Regions from separate parts of the Mus musculus genome. Here region 2 is linked to region 1. A link is a loop called in an ENCODE intact Hi-C map of the cell type or tissue named here. Cell type or tissue: left cerebral cortex. All regions are shown on one strand. Each heading gives the region's core, and the rest is flanking DNA. Links, peaks and the distances in the headings are about the cores only.

The links. Hi-C counts contacts between places; a loop is a spot of excess contacts. Peaks named below come from ENCODE experiments on the same cell type or tissue, not always from the same donor. Only the 100,000 strongest peaks of a DNase experiment are listed, where the experiment ranks them.
Region 2: it touches region 1 in a loop (2.0-fold over the local background); 11 of 42 quality-filtered maps call a loop at or near these places.

What each region holds. Positions count from the first base shown.
Region 1 is chr8:55,460,423-55,471,223 of GRCm38, reverse strand. No RefSeq gene overlaps it. Among named protein-coding and RNA genes, the nearest start is that of Gm51595, 23 kb to the left of the region's middle. In left cerebral cortex, for the core only: no CTCF peak of the experiment used is centred there; a DNase peak (open chromatin) is centred at 6,530.
Region 2 is chr8:55,402,973-55,413,773 of GRCm38, reverse strand. No RefSeq gene overlaps it. Among named protein-coding and RNA genes, the nearest start is that of Gm51594, 26 kb to the right of the region's middle. In left cerebral cortex, for the core only: a CTCF peak has its summit at 6,624 (motif pointing left); no DNase peak of the experiment used is centred there.

The DNA of each region.
Region 1 (10,801 bases), core at 4,388-8,387:
GTTTTCTTCTAAAATTTTGTTGAAGATATTTACTGGCCCTTTAAGTTGAAAATCTTCATTCTCATCTACACCTATTATCCTTAGGTTTGGTCTTCTCATTGTGTCCTGGATTTCCTGGATGTTTTTAGTTATGATCTTTTTGCATTTTTCCATTGTCTTTGATTGTTGTTCCCATGTATTCTGTGGAATCTTTTGCACCTGAGATTTTCTCTTCCATCTCTTGTATTCTGTTGCTGATGCTCTCATCTCTGTTTGCTGATTGCTTTCCTAGGGTTTCTATCTCCAGAGTTACCAATGGAATAGATTTGAAGACCCAGAGATGAACCCACACACCTATGGTCACTTGATTTTTGACAAGGGAGCAAAAACTGCCCATGGAAAAAAGACAGCATTTTCAACAAATGGTGCTGGCAAAACTGGCAGTTATCATGTAGAAGAATTCAAATTGATCCATTCCTATCTCCTTGGACTAAGGCCAAATCTAAGTGGATCAAGGAACTCCACATAAAACCAGAGACACTGGAAGTTATAGAGGAGAAAGTAGGGAAAAGCCTCTAAGATATGAGTACAGGGGAAAAGTTCCTGAATAGAACAGCAATGGCTTGTGCAGTAAGATCGAGAATCGATGAATGGGACCTCATGAAGTTGCAAAGCTTCTGCAAGGCAAAAGACACAGTCAACAAGACAAAAAGACCATCAACAGATTGGGAAAGAATCGTTACCTATCCTAAATCAGATAGGGGACTAATATCCAATATATATAAAGAACCTAAGACGGTGGGATCCAGAAAATCAAATAACCCCATTAAAAATGGGGATCAGAGCTGAACAAAGAATTCTCACCTGAGGGATACTGAATGGCAAAGAAGCACCTGAAAAAATGTTCAACATCCTTAATCATCAGGGAAATACAAACCAAAACAACCCTAAGATTCCACCTCACACCAGTCAGAATGTGTAAGATCAAAAATTCAGGTGACAGCAGATGCTGGTGAGGATGTGGAGAAAGAGGAACACTCCTCCATTGTTGGTGGGATTGCAGAACCCAGATGCCCCTCAACAGAGGAATGGATACAGAAAATGTGGTACATTTACACAATGGTGTACTACTCAGCTATTAAAAAGAATGAATTTATGAAATTCCTAGGCAAATGGATGGACGTGGAGGGCATCATCCAGAGTGAGGAAACACAATCACAAAGGAACTCTCACAATATGTACTTACTGATAAGTGGATATTAGCCCAGAAACTTAGGATACCCAAGATACAAGATACAATTGCTCAGCACATGAAACTCAAGAAGAATGAAGACCAAGTGTGGACACGTTTCCCCTTCTTAAAACTGGGGACAAAACACCCATGGAAGGAGTTACAGAGACAGTGTCTGGAGCTGTGATGAAAGGATGGACCATCAAGAGACTGCCATATCCGGGGATCCATCTCATAATCAGCTTCCAAATACTGACACCATTGCACACACTAGCAAGATTTTGCTGAAAGGACTCAGATATAGCTCTCTTTTGTGAGACTATGCCGGGGCCTAGCAAACACAGAAGTGGATACTCACAGTCAGCTATTGGATGGATCACAGGGCCCCCAATGGAGGAGCTAGAGAAAGTACCGAAGGAGCTAAAGGTATCTGCAACCCTATAGGTGGAACAACATTATGAACTAACCAGTACCCCTGAGCTCTTGACTCTAGCTGCATATGTATCAGAAGATGGCCTAGTCGGCCATCACTGGAAAGAGAGACCCATTGGACTTGCAAACTTTATATGCCCCAGTACAGGGAAATGCCAGGGCCAAAAAGTGGGAGTGGGTGGGTTGGGAAGTGGGGAAGAGGGTATGGGGGATTTTAGGGATAGCATTGGAAATGTAAATGAGGAAAATACCTAATAAAAATTATAAAAAATTATCAATTTATGTTTTTTCTTGTCATTAAAATAATGTTGAGAGGTAGGTAACTTTTTTAAGAATTTGCATAGATATCCTACATAAAACAGCACCACCTGTGTTCTTCATACAATTTTTACGAACAGATTTTTGTTTAAAGGAGATATTTTATATCATTATTTTCTGTTTTTGAAATATAAGGCATTTTATAAAATGATCTTTAACATGTATTTCTCACTTAGTCTTACATCATTGTTATCTCCTCTCAAGGATTCTAAACACATGAATGAAGAGTTCTATCAACTCTCATCCATCTTGCTTTTGCTCCTCTGTCTATTTTTTTATGCAGGGATATTATGATTCACCCAGACTGATTACATACTCAAATAGAATAAAGTAACAATTTTAAAATAAGCTCTCTTCTGATCAGCAAACTATTTTATATAAAGAGAATTTTCTCAAATCTTAACATGAGATATGTTTATCTTTGTGTTGCCAAGGACAAAGCACTGCCCAACTCTAGTATATGTATCTCAATATTATTTAGGAGCATTATGAATATAGAGTGTACAGAATCTCAAAGACATAAATATTCCCTAGTCATTTAAACATTAGGCAAGCAGACATTGGACAAAATAACATCAATTACATGTTTAAATGGGAAATAGTAAGCTGAATGAAAACACAATCTTAATAGAGAAAGTTCTTCTAACACTAGCAAGTACTCCCTGCTGTGCATTCTGGTGCCTGCTACCTCCCATTGCTGCAAGAGCTGAAAATATAGAAAAAACCTACAACTGCACTCAGAACTTAAATTCCAGAACAAAAGCCCTCCATCAGAGTGTCTACAGCCTGTAATTTCAGGTTTATCACAGGAATTGAAATATACTCTTTAAGTTTTGCAAGTCTCACCACTAAACCTTAAGATTTTAAGGTCCGAAAATGTTTCTATTCGAATCCCCTTGAATTCTGTTTGAGTAGAGCAAAAGGACTCCTTTCTACAAATTAACAAGTATTTTACTAAATAAATAAATGCTATTATAGCTATTCTAACAGTAAATAAAACATATTTGGTGACTAGGGTAAATTTGAGGTTGTTACCAAGCTTAAAAATAATTAACAACAATTACAGTTTCAAGGTAACTAAATAAAGCAACAGAGTAAAATAAATACAAGGAACAATCAGCATTTTTATTTTGTTATTTTTATATCTGCAATTACATTTTTCCTTCCATTTCCTACTTCCACCATCTCCTATATGCCCTGTCTGAGCTCTCCTTCAAATTCATGGCCTCTTTTTCCACTAATTTTTACTACAGACATATATTTATGTTCATGTATACATGCATACAAAGACACACACAAACATACACACACACACACATACATAACACACACCTTAATATATCCTGTTCAGTCAATACAATGTTACTTGTATGCACTTTTATTTATAGTATCTTTGGGAAATAGAGTGTATAATTGTGATGTACAAGGAATCTTTAAATATCACTGTCTTAGTCAGGGATTCTATTCCTGCACAAACATCATGACCAAGAAGAAAGTTGGGGAGGAAAGGGTTTATTCAGCTTACACTTTCATGCTGCTGTTCATCACCAAGGAAAGTCAGGACTGGAACTCAAGCAGGTCAGGAGCTGATGCAGAGGCCATGGAGGGATGTTCCTTTCTGGCTTGCCTCTCCTGGCTTGCTCAGCCTGCTCTCTTATAGAACCCAAGACTACCAGCCCAGAGATGGTCCCACCCACAAGGGGCCTTTCCCCCTTGATCACTAATTGAGAAAATGCCTTACAACTGGATCTCATGGAGGCATTTCCTCAACTGAAGCTCCTTTCTCTGTAGTAACTCCAGCTGTGTCAAGTTGACACAAAACTAGCCAGTACAATTGACCCCTTGTCAACTTGACACACAAACACATCACTAGTAAGCCTCAACCCTTACATTCTTATTCATCCCCAAGGTCTAAATAACTTTAAACATCCCACAGTCTTTACATATTCTTAAATGTTCAATCTCTTTAAAATATCCATCTCTTTTAAAATCCAAAGTCTTTTGACAATTAAAAGTCTCTTAACTGTGGGCTCCAATAAAATAGTTTCTTCCTTCAAGAGGGAAAATATCAGGGCACAGTCACAATCAAAAGCAAAAATCAATCTCCAACCTTCCAATGTCTGTGATCCAACTCATGATCTTCTGGGCTCCTCCAAGGGCTTGGGACACTTCTCCAGCCAGGCCCTTTGTAGCACACACATCATCCTCTAGACTCCAGATGCCTGTACTGCTGCTGCTGCTTTTGGTGGTCATCTCATGGTACTGGCATCTCCAAAACACTGCATGACCCCTTCAGTCCTGGGCCTTCAATTGCAACTATGGCAGCAACTTCACCAATGGCCATCTATGACCTCTCATAATGTCGAGCCTCAGCTACTCTTCATGACCCCTTCATACTTCCAAAACCAGTACCACCTTGGTGACCCTTACATATTACCAAGTCCCGCTGCAGCAGGAGTACAACCTTGGCTATCTCTGGAACACAGCCTTTTTGTGCTTTCAGAAAACACTTCCCAGAAGATGTCACCTCAATGACGCTGGTCTCTTCTTAATCACCACTAATTTCTTAGCTCCAGCTAACCAGAATCAATAGTCCCAGTAATGCCAAGTTTTTGCTTTAGTAGTTCTGGTATCTTGTTAATCACAGCTGATTCTTCAGCCCCAGCTAACCAGAACCACAGAAAAACAGCAATGGCCCTGAAAAGAGTCTTTAATTTTCCCTCTGAAATTTCACAAACCAGACCTCCATCTTTTGCACTATTCTCAACATTATCTTCCAAGCTCCTACACAACATCTGACAGAACTCTTAACAACAAATGGATCTTTAAGCCCAAAGTTCCAAATTCCTTCCACAGTCCTTCCCAAACATGGTCAGGTTGTCACAGGAATACCCCACTCTGCTGGTAGCAATTTTTCTTAGTCAGGGATTCTATTCCTGCACAAACATCATGACCAAGAAGAAAGTTGGGGAGGAAAGGGTTTATTCGGCTTACACTTCCATGCTGCTGTTCATCTCCAAAGGAATTCAGGACTGGAACTCAAACAGGTCAGGAGCTGATGCAGAGGCCATGGAGGGATGTTCCTTTCTGGATTGCCTCTCCTGGCTTGCTCAGCCTGCACTCTTATGGAACCAAGACTACCAGCCCAGAGATGGTCCCACCCACAAGGGGCCTTTTCCCCTTGATCACTAATTGAGAAAATGCCTTACAGCTGGATCTCATGGAGGCATTTCCTCAACTGAATCTCCTTTCTCTGTGATAACTGAAACCTGTGTCAAGTTGACACAAAATTAGCCAGTACAATCACTGATATATATTGAACAGAAAATTTAAAGAATTTCCTTATACATGGCAATAAACAAGCCAATAATTAAAGCATATTTAAAGCATACAACTGAATTCAAGAGAATTATACTTAATAATATACCTAATAATATACTTAATAATGGAATGATAAATGCTCTGTTTCCATGACAATCACATGAACTAGAATTTTTTCATGATTTCTCTATTTGTAAAACACAAACGTAAAGCACTAACAAAGCAGCATCTCTGCAGGTGAATAATCATGTTTTGTTTACACTGTATTGAATTTTACTTTAGCAAATATGACACATTTGATTCTTACAAATCTGGTCATGACAGATGGCTGAAATGGGCTAAAATATTGTGCTAGGCCAGCAAAATGAATTAGGAAACAAGTATCCAAGTAAAAAAAATTACATATATTTATACATAATGCAGTATGTGAAGAAAAAAAGGAACATGTAACATATTAATAGCCTTTACTAAGTTATATTAGTGTATAAATATGTACAATGTATATAAAATGAGGCATATCTGTAAATAATTTTGGAAACTACCTTAATTTGATATGGTGTATGATCTATTATTGGCATGTACTCCAGTGATGTATAAATCTTTTGTGGAAGAACAGACTGGTATTTATGGGTTTTTGGTTTTTTGTTTGTTTGTTTGTTTTTTGTCTTGTTTTTTTTTTTTAATTTTTTTTCAAAATTAGAATAACAAGAGATTTTTTACAGACAATAGTAGAGAACAATATTGACATAACTATCACTTCTCAAATGGATATTTTCAATTAAATGATCAAAATGTTGTCAATGGTATGACTGAGCCTCCACCTGACAGAACACATATAAAGCAGGGAGGCAAAGAGATGCAGGGTCCACTAGCAGGTGAGCAAACATTGGTGTCTTCTGATCCAGAGAACCAGCCACCTCCTTGAAGACAGGGCTATCTGAGTCAAGAATATGAATCCCAGGCTGTCCCTTCCTGTCCTCAGGAGTAGACATGAAGGCAGGATGGCACCCGAGCAACCTGAAGAATCTTCTGAAGACTCTTTGCAAGGACACCAAGCGAGGAAAGTTCTTCAAAATGCTGAAAGAACTCTTTTTCTTTGCCCATTCTTTCTAACAGCCTGACAGAGGTTGGCTTCAGGCAGACCATCAAGTGCTTGAGAAAACATTAACTCCTAGTCCCTTTTGCCAAGGACTTAGACACCAGGTGGTCAATAAGGTCCAGGGAAACAGAAGTGACCTCTGTCTCCCAGGCATAGAAAGATCCCAGCACAGTTCCACTGGGACCAGGACCAAGTCCCTGCTGGGTCTTTTGCGGGTTGTTTCATCTATGATGATGGCAAATCTCCTTACTCCCAGGCGCTGCTGCCCTGCAAAAAGAGGGAAAGCACCTGTTAAGCTGAGAACAAGAGGCCTGTAGCAAAGGCATCTCCAGGCAAGTCTCCAAGCTGGAAAGATGTGAGTCCCATTCCTGCTCCTGAAATTCCAGACTTCCACTCCAGTGGCCAAGGCTACCACTCAATCACAGGGTAATGTCCCAGAGAAGTCTTCCTTGCTCCCTGAACAAGAAGCCTCGCCATGAGTGTGGGCACATAGGATGGACTTAAAAACACTAATAGATTCTGATTACAGGCCTGCAGCAGCTCTCCCGCAGATACCCCACTAAAGGTTCCTTGCTAAAGATCCCATTTGACCCTAGGTTACTCACTGCCAGGCATCAGTGGAGAAAACTGAGCCAGGGCAGCCAAAGGACCCATAAACACCTATAGCTGCAGGAGTCCCAAGTGTGTGAGGTCACAAACTCTGGGAGCCCATATCCAAAGCAGAAGAGCCAGGAAGCTGTAAGGGTGACAAACAATGATGATCTTCCACCACAATCAGCTCGAGAGCCTTGACCATCAGCAAGGGTCTGGATCTGGAGGGGAACCTCTGCAGAAAAATGAGCACAGGATTCCTTCTACCTTTACTCATCATCTAGACCAGAGGCCTTCCTAACTGTCCTCTGGGGTAGGAGGCAGCAGCAAAACAACCCCTGCTAGGAGCCATGCTCTGCTCATGCACACAGCCCTCAGGAATTATAAAAATAGTTTCTCTAGCAAGTGAACCTTGATTAAAGTAAAAGCAATCCCTGAATAATCCAGGTAGCAAAGATGTAGTAGAATAATATCAAATCTGAAATGAAAAGTTTGGACATGGTTCGGATATTGGTAAGTGTATATGTTTGGACAGGTATGTGAAACTAGCTTGTAGTAAAATGGAAGGAATTAGAAAGAATGGAGGACTGCCATCAAGGTGATGGTGCAGGTATTCAAGTTCTGATGTCCAAGTCCATCTGTTGTAGAGGAAAGTAATAGAGATTTCAAGTTCACTCAGTTTCCAGAAAAAAAAAAAAAAAGACACATAACATTTATATGTATAAGAAGCTTTACTACCACTAGAGCTGGACAGATATAAACCCTCTAAGCTATTGAGTCTACTTTCCTGTCAAAAACCATGAGGAATGATTTTCCAAATTCTGCATGGGTCACCCCTATGTCAATTGGCCAGCCCTCATGACCATGCTCTCACAATTCACCTACCCAATGGCGCCTTCTGCTCTCTATTCATCTCCCTGTTCTCCCTCATCGTCATAAGCCCAGCCATAGACACTCTTCATAAGTTCCTTCTGCCCTTATTAGCCAATCAGTGATAACTTGGTGAGCAAGTTACACAACATCCCTTGGTATACATAAGTATCTCCTCATCTCTGAGGTAACCAAAGCCAGTACTTCCATGCTTACAAAACATAACAATAGACCAAACCTCAGCACTTCCCCTTTTTGTCTAAATAAAAAGGCTCTTTCTTATGCAATAATAAACAACAAACAGTAGGAACAATTATGCAACACTTATGAAGATTATTAGGTAAGATTAAAATTAAAAGTCCAGTTTGTTTATATGTGGTAGCTCAGGAGTAAGTATTTTATTATCTATCCTATCTTGGTGAGTTCAAAGTTTTGAATCTAAATCATTTTCTATCCTAACTTATATTGTTATCCTAAAAATCTTAGACATAAATATCTTAAGTGTATAGTAAGACTATCACTATCTAGTCTTCACCTCCATCAGAGATATGTAAAAGAATAAATTTTACTTGACTGTGTAGGAAGCACAGGAATGCAGTTTGCAAAATTTATAGAAATGACAAAGACAGGTAGCCTTCTGCACTTGGATTATTCTCTATAAGGTTTGAGTGTCTAACTTCAGCTTTTTTTGTCCAGAATACCTGCCAGACCTGATGTGCTGCAGGAAATTTGAAGGACTTGCTTACCGTGTCTTAGCAGAGGACAGCATCAACTTTTCCTTTTTAGGCAGATTTTTATCTACATATAAAGTTAGGGCATTTTCTTTGCCCAGTGGCTAGATTGCCTCAATCACAGGAACTCCTGCGTGCATTCTTGCTGGCAAGAAGGTAGCACGGGTCATCTGGTGCTGGAAACCAGGGATCAACATCGCTGGCATTGAGGAGAAACCCGGAGATGGGGTGGATTCAGAACTGCAGGGAAAAGGTAAGTTCGGAGAGGTATTTCTGATCGTGAACCACTTATCCCTTTTGATTTCGGTTTTAATCTAGATGCACCCTAGGAAGGGGCGGTAGAAGCTCTAGTCTTGGTTGCCCTGGCCCTCATTCTGTTTCTTATTGTTTCTTATTCTGTCCATCGAAGCTGGTGCTGAAGTTTGAGGTGTTTCTTATTCTGTCCATCAAGGCTGGTGCTGAAATTTGAGGTGTATTCAATCCGACATAGATAAGTGGCAGCACCGAGGTATTTTGTAAGCCTCCTGTAGATAAGGGAGCTGAGCACTGTGTTTACTTTCACTTTGCTTAAGGAATACCATAAGTTGGGCGTAGATCAGCCTCAGGCACTCACTCTATCATGGGCTCCTCACAGTCAGTGATCACCGTGTTACAGGCAGTGCTAAAGCAACACGATCTGTAGGTCGCCTCCCATATGCTGCAGAAATTTGTTAAGGAGGTGGATCGCGTTGCTCCCTGGTATGCCTGTTCAGGGTCTCTAACTGTAGCCTCGTGGAATAAGCTAGGAAGGGACCTTGACCATAAGCATGAAGACTTATGCCTGGGCTCCGAGGCAATTTGGAAGCTGATAAAAAACTGTCTAGAGGATGAAACCTGCTGACCCACCATTGTGGAGGGCCAGGGAACAGGAGAAGAGGTTCAGGACAGTATGTCAGAAACTGAACGGAGCGAGAGAATGGGAGCTCGAAAAAAGAAAGTCATGTCTAAGAAAAAGGGCCCTCCCCGGGATTCAGAAGAAAGGGGAGAGAGAAAGAAGGGCAGTGAAACTGAGCCCTCTACTAAGGCCTTATACTAATCTTTATCCTATCCATGACTTGAAGGCCTTAGAGATTGATAGTTCAGGGTCTGAAGACCTAGACCCCAGTGAGGAGGCTGAATTAGAGGAGGAGGCAGCAAAATATGAAGAACAAAGATATAACCCTGACCGATGGTCGCGATCAGGAAGTAATAAAGAGGGTAGCACACCAGCTACTGTGCCCACAGTGCCACTGCCTTATGAATTGCGGTATAGCACTAACTCCTTTTTTCCTCAAGAAGAGTTAAAAAAGATACAGGTGGCATTTCCAGTCTTTGATACTGGAGAGGCAGGACTTATGCACGCCCCAGTGGACTATAAACAACTTAAAGAACTTGCTGAATCTGTCCGTAACTATGGGATCAGTGCAAATTTTACTCTGGTTCAGGTCGAGAGATTCGCCAATATGGCCATGACCCCGTCAGATTGGCAAATGATAGCAAAGGCTACACTCCCTAATATGGGACAATATATGGAATGGAAAGCTCTATGGTATGATGCGGCCCAAAACCAGGCCAGGGCCAATACCACAGCAGTTGATGACAACCAGAGACAATGAACCTTTGAATTGTTGACCAGCCAAGGGCAGTATGCCGCCTATCAAATTAACTATCCTTGGGGGGGGGGGCATACACCCAGATAGGGGCAGCTGCAGTCAAGGCTTTGAAGGCACTTACAAGAAAAGGGGAGGCTGGGGGCCACCTTACAAAGATTGTTCAGGGGTCCAGGAACCATTCTCTGATTTTGAGGCAAAATGACTGAGGCCCCAGCCTGGGTCTTTGGTGACCCCGAGCAAGCCATGTCTCTAATTGAACAGCTCATCTATGAGCAAGCCACCCAAGAGTTCAGGGCGGCCATCACGCCAAGAAAAAAACAAAGGGTTACAAGACTGGCTTAAGATATGTAGGGAGCTAGGAGGCCCTCTCACCAATGCAGGACTAGGCATGGCTATATTGCAATCTCAGAGGCGCCCTAATGTCAACAAACAAAAGGCATTTTTCAATTGTGGGAAAGCTGGACATTTGAAGAGAGATGTCCCTGTACCTGAAAGCACATGAGGAGCTGTTCTCTGCTCCCACTGCAGAAAGGGCTATCAAAAGGCTAGTGAATGCTGCTCTGTCAGAGATGTAAAAGGAAGATTCCTGCACCCAATA
Region 2 (10,801 bases), core at 4,535-8,534, 58 kb after region 1:
AGGGATAGTGGTTTACTCAAAAGCTCTTTTATTGTTAAGAATGATGTAACTCAGAAACAAAAGAACACATATATTATGTTCTAATTGATATGTAGATATTACTCCCAAATCTCAGAATACCCATGATACAGCCTACAAACCATATGAAGCTTAAGAAGAAGAATGACAAAAGTGTGGTTGCTTCAACCCTATATAATATGGAAAAAAATAGAGGAAATAGAGAGAGGGAGGGAGTTATCTGGGTGGGAGAGAGATATTGGACTGAAAATGGGGGGAGGGGAAGGATCAGGTATTGAAGTATCAGGAGAGTAGAAAAGAATGTCAGGTAATTAAAAGTAAATATGATTCAGTAGAGGATGGGGACATGCTGTAGCCACTAGAATTCTCAGATTTTAGGGAAGTCAGGGGCTCCCAGGACACAATGGGTATGACATTATCTAAAATACTCAACAAAAGGAAATCCATCATGTGAAGACAAATTCCAGTAGATAGACACAATACTCAGTTGAAGGATGTCTCCATCTATTCATCTCAAAATTTTTAACCCAGATATGCTCCTGTCAATGGAAAGACAGGGACAGAGACTGAAGGAAAGACGATCCAGAGAAAGCCCCACCTAGGGATTCATCCCATCCACAGATACCAAACCCCATACTATTGCTGATGCCAAGATGTTCCTCCTAACAAGAGGATGGTATGGCTGTTTCCTGAGATGTACTACCAGCACCTGACCAATACAGATGCAGATACTCACAGCAAACCATTGGCCTGAGCCCAAGGACCACAATGGAAGAGCTGAAGGAAGGACTTCAAGGGGAAGGACTGAAGGAGCTGAAGATAACTGCAGTCCCATAGAAAGAACAATATCAACTATCCAGACCACCAGATCTTAAGGGACTATGCCAACAACCAAAGAGTATACATGGTGGGATCCATAGATCCAGATACATACATAGCATTGGATGGCCTTATCTGACAGCAGTAGGAGGGGAAGCTCTTGGTCCTATGGAGGCTTGATGTCCCAGTGTAGGGGGCTGCTAGTGGTGAAGCAGGAGTGAGTTAGTAGGTGGAGGAGCATTCTCATAGAAGCAAATGGTAGCAGGAGGGGAGTTTGTGGAGCGGTAAATGAAAAAGGTGATAGCATTTGAAATTTAAATAAATATAATGATTAAAAAATAAAAAGAAAATTCAGAAAACACTCTTTCCTCATGATATCCTCATCTGTGTTATATCTCATCAAATTACAGCATGAGTTTCAAGAATTTTGTCAAATTTGACTCAAGGTTAGATTACAAGGAATTTGTTGATTAGTGTTGATTACCAAATTAATAAAATTAAGAAATGGCCACCAAATTAGTAATACTTACTTCTTGATATTTCTGCAGTTTATTTATCAGGAAAGCTATAATTGTCAGATGGAATCCTCCTGTAAAAAAATGCATTGCCTATAAGAGTGTGGAAAGAAGGGATCTATTTAGCACTGTACAGGTAGGCTTATCTCTATCCTCTGGCTCTTACAGCATTTCTGTCCACTCTTTTCAAGTAATCCTTGATAATATGGAAAGCATCTTGTGATTTTGACATATCCATAACCTGTCAATATAAAAGCCCATAGCTTAAGCAGGAGAGATAAGGTGGGACATCAGGAGGCAGAGAAAATTCTAGGAGAGAGCAGAAACAGGAGATTCACCTGTAAGGAGGCAGATACATAGTGCCTGAGCAGAGGTAACCAGCCATGTTACAAATAAGAGATCTAATTAAATGGGTATTTTGTATGATTCTAGTCTGAGCAGTGCCTAGCTATTCAGCCAAGGTATTTGGAAAAACATTTTTAGTCTTAGTCTTATTATTTGGATCATGGGGCTGGAAGGAAGAACCACAGCAAATTTCATCAAAATTTGGCCCAATGAAGTGCATCATTATGTTGTACTAAATATCATTCAGTGGTGTCTACACTTCCTTAGATCATTTAGTTCTCAGATAAAAGAAACTAAACTTTTATATTTATGATTAGTTTTTAAAGCTCTAGAGCTGGGGTGATATCTGCCATCTGAGCTATTAATATGTCTCTTTCCCTACCAATAACACCTAGTTTTAATTGTGTTCTGCCTGGACTGCTCTTATTCAAATTGGCCAGCCATTATGGCCATGTTTTAGCTTACGCCATGACATCATCTCTCTCCATATTTTCCTCTCTTCCTCTGTGGTGTCTTGCCTCAGACCCAAAACCCCAGATCTGTATCTCAGCCTTTCTCTCTTCTGCCCAGCTATAGGATATAGGCATCGTTATTCAACCAATAGTTTGTTGTTGTTGTTTTATTTGGAGTGTTAAATCAAAACTTCTATTTTATTTTAATTTTTAATTAATTATTTTATTTTATTTTATTTACATTCCAAGTGTTACTCCCTACCCTGGTCTCCCTTCCCACAGATTACCCCACTGACATTCACTTTTGTCCAACCCCCTCCCTTCTGTGTCTGAGAGCATACTGACCTCCTTGGAACATGGAAACTCCCATTCCCTAGGGTATATCTCTAGTCTCTAGAGAATTGGGCATATCCTTTCCTACAGAAGCCAGACAAAAGACAGTCTTTTGCTACATCGGTGCCTAGGACCTTATACCTTTCCTTGTATGCTCTTGGGTTGATGCCTCAGTTCTTGGGAACTTCCATGGATCTAGATTAGTCTACACTTTTGGTCTTCCTATGGGGTTGCCATTGTCTGCAAGCACAACATAGCATCAGTAATTGTCACAATCTGGGGCCCACTTCTAGGATAGATCCCAAGTTTGATCCATAGCTGTCCTTTGTCCTTGCCTTCAGCCTCTGCTCCATTTTTGCCCTTGCATTTTTTAAAGACTGGAACAATTTTGGATCAAAAAAATTGAAGGTAGGCTAGTGACCCCAATCTTCCACTGAGGGTCCTCTTTATTCACTGAAGGTCTTCTCTTCAGGTTATATCTCCCTACTGGTGGGCATTGTCTTATCCCTGGACAAAACATCATGAACAAGAAGCAATTTGGGGAAGACAGGGTTTATTCTGCTTACACTTTCACATTGCTGTTCATCACCAAAGGAAGTCAGGAATGGATATCACACAGGGCAGGAAGCAGGAGCTGATGCAGAGGACATGGAGGGAAGTTTCTTACTGGCTTGATTTCCCTGGATCACTCAGCTTGCTTTTATTTTTTATTTTTATTTATTTCATTTATTTTTTGGGGGGGGGGTTCGAGATAGGGTTTCTCTGTATAGCCCTGGCTGTCCTGGAACTCACTTTATAGACCAGACTGGCTTTGAACTCACAAATCCGCCTGCCTCTGCCTCCCAAGTTCTGAGATTAAAGGCTTGTGCCACCATGCCCAGCTAGTTTGCTTTCTTATGGAATCCAAGACTATCAGCCCAGGAATGGCACCACCCACAATGGTCCTTCCTCCATTGATCACTAATTGAGAAAATGCCTTACAGCTGGATCTCATGAAGGCATTTCCTCACCTGAAACTTTTCACTGTGATAAGTCCAGCTTATGTCAAGTTGACACAAAACCAGCCAATACAGGAAGGATGTATAAGCATGTAAAAAAAAAAAAAAAAGAATGTAATATGCAGGAATGTAATTCTCTACATAATAATTCTTAAGTTTTCAAACACCAGTAATTTTATTTTAGCAATGTTCCTAGCCAATTACTGAATACTCAACTCTAATTACTATAGAGAGGATTTGCTTGTGTCAGTGCTCTAAAGAGGGAAGAAAATTCATTTAAGATTTCTCTCCAAAAGCAAATGGAATTGCAACGCTGCTGTGAATGCTTCTAGTTTATGCATTTCCAAATTAAAACATTAACTCTTATTATCTACATATTTAATCCTATTCTATATGTTCAGGAATTTCTTGAAAGCATTTAATTTCACTTTTAGCTGTATAATTTTCACTTGAGAACTATGCAGTTAGTTCTGTTTTTCACACATCTCCTAAGCCTCAAACATGATTAAATGTAATATTTGTCTATTGGTTAAAGGTAAAATGGCAACATGCATTTTTGGTTATGTTATATTATGCAAAGTCATCCTTACCCCACACTTGTTAAATGTCTTTTTTCCTAATGGATAAAACTAAGAGTAAAATTAACAGCAAGGAGTATTATTTAATTCTTTACTCTTGGGACTGTGGAGGTTGAAGGAAGAGGATTGCTCTGAATTTGCTGCTAGTTTAAGCCACAGCGAGAGGATCCTGTCAGCTTTGGCTGGAGAAGTGACCTTTAAAAGGGCAGGGGGGAGACAGAGAGAGAGACAGAGAGACAGAGAGAGAGAGAGATAGAGAAAGTGAGAAAGAGAGAAAGAAAGAGAAAAAGAGAGAAAGAGAGAAAGAAAGAGAGAGAGAGAGAAAGAAAGAGAAAGAAAGGAAGAGAGAGAGAGGAAGAGAGAAAGAAAGAAAGAAAGAAAGAAAGAAAGAAAGAAAGAAAGAAAGAAAGAAAGAAGGAAGGAAGGAAGGAAGGAAGGAAGGAAGGAAAGAAAGAAAGAAAGAAAGAAAGAAAGAAAGAAAGAAAGAAAGAAAGAAAGAAAGAAAGAAAGAGAGAGTAGAGAAAGAGACAGAAAGAGAGAGTGAGAGGGGAAGGGAAGATGACATAAATTTTACTTTTAGAATTTCAGGTGTAAATTCTGAATGCATAAGAATGATTTTCTTATAAAACATTAATAGGGAAGTGAACTAAGCATACAGTTAAAGAAAATGGGCATTTCCTGAAAATCATAATGCTACATGAAAACTGAATGAATTTTGTATTGAATATGGATTTTAACTGTTGGGTTGTCTGCACATGGACTGTTTGCAGTTGAGATCCATAGCCATATATTAGATAGATCTTGGTGAGTCTTGTGGAAGATTTGGGGGAGGATTGAGGGACCAGAAAAGGGCAGGGACTCCACAGGAAGACCAACAGAGTCAACTACCCTGAAGACTTCAGTGATCCCAGACACTGAAACAACAACCAAAAACCATATATGGGCTGGACCTAGTTCTCTTGGAAATATGTAGCGGATGTGCAGCTTGGACTTTATACAAGTCCCCCAATAAATGGAGAATTGTACTGTCTCAGACCTGTTGTCTCCATGTGAAACATTTTCCCCTAACTGAGCTGCCTTGTCTGGCTTCATGGGGAGAGAATGTTGCCAGTCCTGCAAAACTTGATGTGGTGTGTGTGTGTGTGTGTGTGCGTGTGTGTGTGTGTGTGTGTGTAATGTCCATCACTTCAGAGGAGTGGAGGGATAATGGGGTTAGGACCTGTGTAAAGGGGGATTCTGAGGAGAGTGGGCTGATATTAGAATATAAAGTTAATAAATAAATAAAAATATTAGGAATGAAATATAACAGAAAATTGATATTGGAAAACAAAGGAAGGTTTGCAATCCCTTTATCATTCTGCATGCTTGAGTGAAAAACAGTTCTGCTCTCCAGCATTCTATTCCTCAGCAACAGGTAAAATAACTGGATCCACATGGATGCACCCGACCTCTTGTCTGACCTTCAATACATTCACGAAAGATGGATGCCAACATTCAGTAAATGGCTACGGCCATACAGTTTCAATGAATTCCGCAGCCTGGCATGAACCAATTTTTACTAAGAGTTTTACTAACTTTACAAAAAAAAATCCATGGATAAGACCTAATTTTTTTTTTATTAATGGCATCAGGGAGGATTATGGTGTAGTGAGTAAATGTTATGTAATTATGCTGTATGGATTTAAAGCACTTGTAAATTGTCAAATACTGGCTCTAAAATGTTGTAATTTACTTGAGTGTTTGATTAAGCAATTTTTGGAAAGAAATTCTCTTAAATAAATGAAATCTTCAAAATTCCAGTTGTGACCTGATGATACAAAACATTCACATTTATTATATATGCACAACAAACACTATAAATGTAAGAACATGTAGGCTAATATTTCTGTTCATATCTCAATTCAACATCAAAATTATGAGCAAAATACTGTCAAATTAATCACACATTTTCTTTTGTGTTAGATGGTTATTGTAAACATCATATCTTTTTGTTCATTGACAAAACTTGAATCATAAAGGGAGGTTTATTAAACCCATAACTCTCCAGTGGATACCTACATACTCATGGACACACATCGAAATCATAGTGTATAACAAAGTGAAAGATGAGTGAGAGAGGAAGGGAGAGAGGGGAAAGAGAGGGAGAAGAGAGGGGGAAGAGAGGGGGAAGTGGAGGGATGAAGGAGGAAGGGAGGAAGGGAGAGTGGGAGGGAGGGAGGGAGGGAGAAAGATAGAGGGGAGAGGCAAGGAGTTCATGAGTGAGAGTAGTCAATATAAGGACAGATTAAATTGAAATGCACAGGTAAACAATAATGAGACAATCTGAACCACTCTCCAGGTTCCATGCCTAATTCTGGGTGCCATTCTTTCTCATGTTTAACAATCCCATTCCACCTACAATAACAATTCCCTTGAAATAACAAAACAGTCCTCAAAAGTTGCTGTTAATCCTCTATCTTCCTCTATTTTCCCATGTTGGGCTTATTTCCTTACAAAACAAGCAAACAATAATCCAAAACAAAATTAATAGAAGTAAAATTTAAGAAAAGCTAGCCTAAGACTTTGCCAGAGAATTATCAGACACTGACATCTAGTGGAAGTGAAAATCCATGACTATAAAAGAGTTTTAGTAAGCCAGCATCCCAAGTGTAACCTAAATCCAGATGCAAATGCAGAAGGGCACACAGATGTGTGTGTATATCTTATTTATATGCTCTTTTACACTTCTGCATGTGTCAAACTGTTGATATTTGGAAAAAAACGGAAATAATTGGTTGAATGAACATTGCTTTGGCTGGGTATACAGTATGTACCATTAAAAGCTGAAGAACTAAGGATAATCCATATTTCATCTGTCTCTATTTCTGTCTCTGTCTGCCTGTCCTTCCTTCTTTCTTCCCTTCCTCCCTTCTTCTTCCTTTCTTGCTTCCTTTCTTCATTTCTTTCTTCTTTCCTTCCTTTCTTTTGGGTCTGTGGATTATAGCATGTAATTTATGGCTAAAATACATGTATAAGTGATTACACGGAATGTATATTCTTTTGAGTTGGGTTATTTCACAATTTTTTAAGTTCCATAAATTTGCCTGAAAATTTCATCATTTCCTTGTTTTTAATAGCTAGGTAATATTCCATTGTGTAAATGAATGCTATTTTCGGTGTTCATTCTTCCATTGAGGGGTGTCTGGGTTGTTTCCAAGTTTTGGCTTTTTTGAATAAAACTGCTTTGAGCACAGTTGAACAAGTGTCCTTTTGGTATGGTGAAGCAAGCTTTATATATATGGCCAAAGTGTTATAGATGGATCTTGCGTAGAACTTTCCCATTTTTATGAGAACCTCCCAAATTGATTTCCAGAGTGGTTGTACAAGCTTGCACTCCATCAGCAGTGGAAGAGTGTTCCCCTTCTCCACAACCTTGTAAGCAGGTGTTGTCACTTGAGTTTTTGAACTTATCCATTCTGATCTGTGTAAGATAGAATGTTAGAGGTTTTTATTTTATTTGCATTTCCATGAAGCCTAGGGATATTTAACATTTCTTTGACTACTTCTCCAACGTTAAAAAGTTTTCTTTTGAGGATTCTGTTCTTTTTTTCATAATGTATATTTTATTTACATTACCTCAACAAAGCAGCTCCCTTCCCTACTCTCCTCTGAGTTTAACCCTTACAAATCCTTCCACCTGCTACCCTTCCCCTTCCTAGAGAAGGGTATAGCCTCATCCCCTTGTGTTTCAATCCATGCTGGAATATCTTTCCTCAATAATACTAAGCACCTCCTCTCCAAGTGAGGTCTAACAACACAGTCCAGGTAGAGAAAGTGGATCCAATACAGGGAACAGGGTCAGAGATAGTCCCCTCTCTGATTGTAAGTAAGGGTACCCACATGATGACCAAGATGCATACTTGCTACAAATATGCAGGTGATCTACATCAGGTCCAGTAAGTACTTCTGGTTTCACAGGAGAGCAGAAGGGGAAGGTTTCAATTGTGTCCTGGTATATCTTCCTGGAAACTATCTTATGAGTAGACGTTTTGCTGAACCAGACATATGAGCTATATATTATTTTTTGAATATTTAAGGGCCTCTTATGTATATTACACTTTCATCTGGGAATAGCTATACTTTTTCTTTTCCAACTTGTATCCCCTTGACCTCCATTAGCTGTATTTTGCTCTAGGTAGAAATTCTCATTTTATATTGAGATATGGAGAGACCGAACAGCTCTGTCTTTTCCCTGATTTTAGTCCAATTGTTTTATATTTCTTTCCATTTAATTTGATGTTGGCTATTGGTTTGCTGTATATTGCCGTTCTTTTCTTTTCTTTTTTTTTTTTTTTTTTGTGCTTGTGTATATGACTGGAATTGCTGATCCCTCCAAGACTTTTAACATGAATGTTCCTAATATTGAATTTTGTCAAAGGCTTTTTTAAGCATCTAATAAGATAATCGTGAGGGTTTTTTTTTCAATTGTAAATATGGTGGATTTCATTGATAGATGTTTGCATGTTGAATCATCCCTGTATCCCTTGTATGACGCCTACTTGATCATGGCGGATGATCTTTTTGATGTTTTCTTGGATTTAGTTTGTGAGAGTTTTTTTGAGCATTTTATGACAATATTCATAAGGTAAACTGGTCTGACATTATTTTATTTTGTTGAATCTTTGTGTGGGTTAGGTATCAGGGTGACTGTGACCATATAAAATGAGTTTGACAATGTGCCTTTTGTGTCATTCTTGTGGAATATATTTAAGAGTATTGGTATTAGCTCTGCTTAGAATATCTGATAGGATTCTGTACTAAAACCATCCAGCCCTCAACTTTTTTGGTTGGGATAATTTTAATGACTGCCTCTACTTCTTTAGGGGTTATAGGACTATTTAGATTATTTACCTGATTGTGATTTAACTTTGGTCAGTGGTAATTATCAAAAAGATTATCCATTTTAATTAGAGTTTGCAGTTTTGTGGAGTACAGGTTTTTGAAGTAAGACCTAATGATTTCCACACTGTCTTTTGTTATCTCTAGCTTTTTATTTCTAATTTTCTTAAAGTGGATATTGTCTTTCTGTTGTTTAGTTAGTTTACCTAAGGGTTGGCTTACCTTGCTGATTTTTTCAAAGAACCAGCTCTTGGTTTCCTTGATTCTTTCCATTTTTTCTTTGTTTCTAATTTCTTGATATCATCCTTGTTTATTATTCTTTCCCACATTCTACTCCTCTTGGGTGTGTTTCCTCTGTTTTTGTTATTTGTTCTTGTTGTTCTAGAACTTTCATGTGAGCTATTAAGTTGCTACTGTGATATCTCTTTAACTTCTCACTAAGTTCAAAACACTTAGTGCTACGAACATTCCTGTTAGCAGTTCATTTATTGTGAGTCATATGTTTGGGAATATTGTGCCTTCTTTGTCATTGAATTCTAGAAAGTCTTTAATTTATTTCTTTATCTCTTCATTTACCCAGTGGTCACTGGGTAAAGAGTTGTTCACTGTCCATGAGATTGTAGGATGTCTATTGTTTCCGTTGTTGTTGTAGCCCAGACTTATAATCATGGTGATTTGTTGAGATGTGAGTGGTTATTTGAAATTTATTGTTGAGTCTTGCTTTGTGACTGAGTATACTGTCAGTTTTGAAGAAGATTCCTTGAGTTGGAAGAAGGTATATATGCTTTCCTGTTTGGGGGAAAGGTACTATAGGTCTATTTTTGGTTCATTTGATTCATAACCTTGGTTAATTTTATTATTTCTGTAATTTTTTGTTTTCTTAACCTGTTCCTTGGTGAGAATGGTGTCTTGAAGTATCCCATTCTTAATATTGAGGGTTCACCAAGTAATCTTAATATTTAGTAATGTTTGTATAATGAATGTTGGTACTGTTACATTTTGTGCATAATCATATTTAAGTGTCTTTTTGGTGGATTTTTTATTTGATGCATTTGAAGTGTCCTTTCTCATCTCTTTCAATAATTTTTGGTTGAAAGCATATTTTATTAGTTATTAGAATAGGTACTGCAGCTTGTTATTTGGACCTGTGTGCTTAGAAAACTCTTTTGAAGCACTTTACTTTGGTATATGTCTATATTTATTGCTGAGGTGTGTTTTTTGTAAGTAGGATCTAGAATACTGGATCCTATTCACACATCCAGTCTCTTAGCCTTTGTTGTTTTATTGGGGAATTGAATCCATTTGTGTTCATAGATAATAATGACCAAACATTGTTAATTCCTGTTATTTTGATGTTTATGTCTTGTGTGTGTGTGTGTGTGTGTGTGTGTGTTATTTGTGATTGTGTTTATTTTGATGTTACTTGTGTTGTGGGAAATAATAAGAAATGAATGGCGACATTCCTGCAATACTTTTGGTCACCTGAAACTCTGCCCCATGGGAACTGCCTGGTCATGCACTGGCAGGCAATGGCCTACCTGTTTTTATATCAGGAACTCTCTGACTCAGAACTCCATAATCTCTCCACCCAGCTCACCAAGTTCCTACTGACAGGTCGTTACCATGCCAATCCTGTGCTTCAAATTCTCCATGGCCTTTGCAGTACACCTCAGACAAACTGATGCTTTGCCTACATACATTTCTCTCTTGAACCTGGACAAGTCAACAAGTGAAGGAAAACACAAGAAAACTTAGTTCAGAAACAATGGTAACCCAATTGTTAGGTGCAACAATAAAATCTTAATCTTGTAAGCCTCATTAAAGGGATAAAAAAAAAAAGGGTTAGATAAAAATGGATCTATTAT